Regions from separate parts of the Homo sapiens genome. Here region 1 is linked to region 2. A link is a contact called in ENCODE Hi-C or POLR2A ChIA-PET data. All regions are on one chromosome and are shown on one strand. The core of a region is the stretch at or near the end of the contact, and the rest is flanking DNA. Distances in the headings are between cores, read along the strand shown. Region 1 has its middle 29 kb from the start of TNRC6A. Region 2 overlaps TNRC6A (trinucleotide repeat containing adaptor 6A).

Region 1 (2,700 bases), core at 17-2,516, 47 kb after region 2:
TACAAAAAATACAAAAATTAGCTGGGCATGGTGGCATGTGCCTGAAGTCCCAGCTACTCGGGAGGCTGAGCTGGGAAGATCACTTGAGCTCCAGAGGCAGAGGCTGCAGTGAGGAAAGATTGTGCCATTGCACTCCAGCCTGGGTGACAGAGCGAAACCCTGCCTCAAAAAAAAAAAAAGAAAAAAGAAAAAAGAAAAGAAAAAAGAGTTTACACGCGAAATGTGGACACTGCCTCAAAAAAAAAAAAAAAAAAGAAAAAAGAAAAGAAAAGAAAATAGAGTTTACATGTGAAATGTGAAAGAGAAGACACATGGTCCCTGCATATAGAAGAGGAGGCAATCAGTGGGGTTATTGAGAGGCGTGTTTTTTTTGTTTTTGTTTTTTTTCAGTACAGGAAAGACTTAGGCTTCTTTATAGGAGTGTGAGATGTGGAAGAAATAGGAACAAAGTTGATGGATGGACTCCAAAGTCCATGTGGAAGAATTAACCTTGGAAGGAGTCCAGTCTCTCTTCCATAAGACCAGAAGGAAGGAGGAAAGGATGGGTTCAGATACCAATTAGTTGATGGTGCAGAGAATGTTTTTCTTATTGGCCTCAATTTCCTGAGGAAAGAGGCAGAATCATTTGTGAAAATGACAGAAGGGATAGCAGGGCCATGGGTTTCGGAAGCCAGGAGGTTAGACAAGTTAGTAAGTGGCTGGGCACTGTGGCTCACGCCTGTAATCCGAGCACTTTGGGAGGCTGAGACGGGCAGATCGCCTGAGGTCAGGAGTTCAGACTAGCCTGACCAACATGGTGAAACCCCATCTCTATTAAAAATACAAAAATTAGCCAGGCATGGTGGCATGCGCCTGTAGTCCCAGCTACTCGGGAGGCTGAGGCAGGAGAATTGCTTGAACCCAGAAGATGGAGGTTGCAGTGAGCTGAGATCATGGCCATTGCACTCCAGCCTGGGCGACAGAGCGAGACTCCGTCTCAAAAAAAAAAAAAAAGAAAAAAAAGTTAGTAAGGTGGGTGGGAGAGGGAACTCAGACTCAGAGAGGCTTGGGAGCATTGAAGAGCCAGATGCCAGCAGAGGAGTGAATTCTTAGTGGCAGTGAGCCCCAGCTCCTGAAGCTCCCCCTGCAGTCCCCTGCAGCCTCATTTGGGAATAGTCTCCGCCTGAGTCATCTCTGCTTCAGTCCACACAACCTCAATTCTTTCAATGTTACTCATACATTTTGGCTTTGAGCCTCGTGCTCTCTGGATAATTGCCTCTGAACTTAACTGCCTTTTGGCACCCTTCCTCCCAGAACTGAATGTTCTTCCCGGGCTAGGGCTGACCCAAGTCCACCTCCCTGGTTCTGGGCCTTATACTTTGATTAATTCAGCCTGGGATGACCAGAGCACATTGGGCAGCCTTATTGCATTGGGTCAGTGACAGACAATTCCAAAGAGCGAGAGAAACATGTCTGTGAAGGCGTCAGCCCACGTGGTAGCCATGGCGGAACATGGGGTGGCAGGGAACAAGTGGTTTGCTATAAAGAAGCAAGAGAAAAGATGTTCAACATGCTGGCTAGTGGAGAATGTCTAGAGGTGTGGGGTCAGGGATCGGCTGAAACATATAGGTAGGCTATTGCCTAAGGACAGCATCTCACTGGCTAAGACAGCCAGACAGGCACAGCGGTCAGCACTTTGAGCCTAGTTACTGAGCACAGCCAATATGGCACCTCTACCACGAAGATCCATAGGTCATTAGGGTTCAGGGGTGCAGCAAGAGAAAGAGAAGAGTGTGAGGGAACCCCCTGGAGCACCACTTACTTATTTATTTAATATTCAGACATAGGCTGGGCACGGTGGCTCATGCCTATAATCCCAAAACTTTGAGAGGTCAAGGGGGGAGGCTCATCTGAGGTTAGGAGTTCGTAAGACCAGCCTGGCCAACATGGTGAAACCTGTCTCTACTAAAAATACAAAAATTAGCCGGGCATGGTGGCATGCGTCTGTAGTCCCAGCTACTTGGGAAGCTGAGGCAGGAGAATTGCTTAAACTTGGGAAGCAGAGATTGCAGTGAGCCAAGATCGCACCACTGCACTCCAGCCTGGGCAACAGAGTGAGACTCTGTCTCAAAAAAAAAAAGAAAAATTCAGACACAGGGTCTCACTATGTTGCCCAGGCTGGTCTTGAACTCCTCCTGGCCTTTGAGTGATCCTCCCGTCTCAGTTTCCCAAAGTGCTAAAATTACAGGTGTGAGCCACCTTGACCAGCCTCTGGGGCACCTTTTGATCCCAGCTATTACCAGATACTAGAGTTACTGTGGGTCAAAAACTTTGGGCACCCAGAACCTAAAGGGTCCCTGATTCTGGAAGGGGCAGAATCAAGCATGGTGGAAGGAACATAGCCTTTGGCATCAGAGCTAGATTTAAAGCCTGTCTCTGCTACTTATTTCCTGTGTAACACTAGCACTTGGCACATTGCTGAGCTTCTTAGAACTTCGGTGTCCATATCTGTAAAATGGAAATTAATAATTCTTACCCCTCAAGTCCTCAGGGTTGACTGTTAAAGAAATGGTATCTGTGGCCCTTCAGCTCAGTGCTCTCTTGTCCATCTCTGGGCTTTTGTATTTGTTATTTTCTCAGAAGCTTTTTTTTTTTTTTTTGGTAGAGACAGGGTTCCATTCTGTTGCCTGGGCCGGAGTGCAGTGGCGCAATCATAGCTCA
Region 2 (2,700 bases), core at 32-2,531:
AAAAAGGGTTATTACTTTTTTATTCTATTCAAAGCAAATGAATAAGCAAAAGCAAAAGCCACCCCACCCAAGAATAAACATAAGAGCAGTCTGAAATAGATGTTTTAGGCACCATCCTTTCTGGTGGAGCTCTAGAGAGGGTTCCAGAAGACCAGAGCAAGAGAGCATGAAGCAAAAAGACTGCCTAAGGAATAGAAAAGCCATAGCTACTCAACCCCACCCACTTCCCATCCAGATGCCTACACAGCCACAGATAGTAGCTGCTTCTAAATGCAGCCTCAAGCCAAAGAAATACTCTCTAAAGAAACAAAACCTTCCACAGGAGTCTGATAGGTGCTTGAATGGGTTTGGTTGTCCCAGAACAAAGCCCATCTTACTGGAGGCTGCTGCCACTCCCTCCATCACACTGTAAAGTAAAGCTTGCCAATCAACACCCTTCACACAGATCAGCCTTCCCATTCAGGGAAGGAGTCTACTGGGCAAAAAAAACCTTTGCAAAGGCGGAAGAAACTCACTCCGGCTACCTGTAGTCATCACCCTAAAGTCTAGACCCTAAACCTTCATTCATAATACCAACAACCAAAATAACCAGTTACCCAAAGAAAAGCATCACACAAAATGAAAATACCTAACTCTGCCCTGAGGAAGCTTTCCAGAGGGGACACTAAGAATATCAGGCAGGGGCGTGGTGGCGGGCACCTGTAGTCCCAGCTACTCGGGAGGCTGAGGCAGGAGAATGGCGTGAAACTGGGAGGTGGAGCTTGCAGTGAGCTGAGATGGCACCACTGCATTCCAGCCTGGGCGACAGAGCAAGACTCTGTTTCAAAAAAAAGGAATATCAGGCAGAAAAAGAGAGATTTGGAGATATGAACTAGACATTTTGGAAGCTGCACATTATTTATCAAGGCTGGAATGCATATGGCAGTAGGGATGTTGAAGAAGATAAAAGGAGAAAGACAAGTGCCTAAGAAACTGGAAGGGGTTGTTGCTATAGGTGCGCTGCAATGAGATTAAACAAAATTTAAGTTGGCTTTGCTGATGGAACAGACTGAGAGGAGATGCAGACACCGAAAAATGAAATGAATGACATTATGCACAATTGATAAAAACTTAGTAAAGTATAGGACTACTAAAATCAGCTAAAAGGATAACTGGAAGAAGAGTATGATAACTGTTGCTATACTTCGCTGTCATTTTGTTACAAGCAGAAGTGTCATGTGGCTAATGGAGTAACATAACAGATTCCTGCCAACTGTGGCCATGACTCACTCTCTTTTGAATTCTGTGTGCAGGAGGTAGTAAGACTGAACAAGCTCACTCACACTACAATCCCAGGGAAGTCAAGGAGCAAGAAAGCCACAGCATATGAGAGCAGCAGAGTAAAATCAGTAAACAACGGCAACTAGGTTACACCACTGTCATGTTACCTACCCTGAGACATGCAGAAGTCAAGATTAAAAGCTGATTACTAGTTAAAAATACTTAATCTTCTTCAGCCTCTGTTTCTTCATGAAAAAACTGGGGGCAAATGACCATACATGTCAATGTCTTAATATTTTTATAAGAATTAGGACTGCTTACTTAGCACAAAGCTTATCTAGTAAGCACTCAATTGCCTAGCCATGAATCCAACTCACCAGTCCTCAGTGGCACCCAAAAGGCTGTCTTTACCCTTCTTGTGTCAAAATAGCACAGGTACTTATTCAGAAACATCTAGCACCTTCAGCATTTGTTCTTCATGTTCTGCTGTGAATTACAGACATGTCCTTTTCTGATCTTCTATGTCACTATAATTTTACTCCATGTAATGGTCTCTATCTGGAGTATTTTCTCCTTTCTCAAACTTCATTTTCAAGACTTTCTGATGAGGTTACTAGCAAGTGTTTTCCTGGCCAAAAATATCCCCTTTAGTACTTAAAAGATGTACCAGACATTTCTTCTCAAGGAAATATCACAGTATCAGCCGATACTGTAAGCACAGAGGGGAGTAAGTTTTGTTCTTCAACACTATCATCACAGCCAACCAGTCATGCTTTTTCCCATATCTCCTCCTTCAGAGAAAGCCAACTGGAAAAACAACAACAACACCTGTGCCCAAACACGTCAGCTTCCAGGAGTTAAATGTTCATAGAGACTCACTTAAGACATCTGACTATATCATTTACCACAACTATCAAGAGGAGCAAGGACTGATGGATTTGAAAGGCCTAAGTGGGCCACCCTGTTTGATGCACCTGCCACCAAGACAACACTCCAGTTAGCAATCATCCATGCCCTGAAGGCTACTTTGCAGGATACCTCACATCTGTAAGTTCTATGAATCTACCTCGTTGTCTGTAAAAACCAGACTCCCCTTTTATCAGAACTTGACTTATGTCCTGCATCTCATGTATAAAGGCTTTGAGGTGGCCTGTAAAAGTCAATGCCACTGAGGGAACTTTCTAGGAAAATGGAAATGTTTTCTAACTTGATTGGAGTGATAATTACAAGGGTGTATACATTTGTCAAATCATTCACCTACACACTCAATGTTTGAATTTTACTGTATGTAAATTGTATTTTAAAGTTGGTTTCATACATTGACTAGGGGAAATGCAATATCTCGATCTGAAAAAACAAATAGATCAAGATTAGGATTCCACACAACAAATCAAGCTAAGCTTCAAATTTTGCCCGTATCTTCCAGTAGCCACTACAAAT

What was found. Hi-C counts contacts between places; a loop is a spot of excess contacts on that map. ChIA-PET counts read pairs that join two places held with the same protein, here RNA polymerase II (POLR2A). Pooled maps may share reads with other maps.
Region 1: a loop to region 2 is called in a map of MCF 10A, with 9 times the contacts of the local background. The contact joins two enhancer-like sites. A Hi-C loop is called at or near these places in 4 of 168 maps with a recorded cell type or tissue (MCF 10A, aorta, endothelial cell of umbilical vein and 1 more) and 13 of 50 pooled maps. POLR2A ChIA-PET finds 5 or more read pairs at or near these places in 13 of 52 experiments (A673, AG04450, H1 and 10 more).

What each region holds. Positions count from the first base shown.
Region 1 is chr16:24,699,662-24,702,361 of GRCh38, reverse strand. It overlaps a transcript of TNRC6A not described here. Among named protein-coding and RNA genes, the nearest start is that of TNRC6A, 29 kb to the left of the region's middle. Within about 2 kb of position 1,266, at least 19 of the 41 ENCODE cell types and tissues checked have a DNase peak (open chromatin) inside an H3K27ac peak, as active enhancers do; they include PC-9 and endothelial cell of umbilical vein, where a contact is called at or near this core.
Region 2 is chr16:24,747,017-24,749,716 of GRCh38, reverse strand. All of the region lies in intron 2 of TNRC6A (trinucleotide repeat containing adaptor 6A), which reads right to left. Among named protein-coding and RNA genes, the nearest start is that of TNRC6A, 19 kb to the right of the region's middle. Within about 2 kb of position 1,281, at least 11 of the 41 ENCODE cell types and tissues checked have a DNase peak (open chromatin) inside an H3K27ac peak, as active enhancers do; they include PC-9 and endothelial cell of umbilical vein, where a contact is called at or near this core.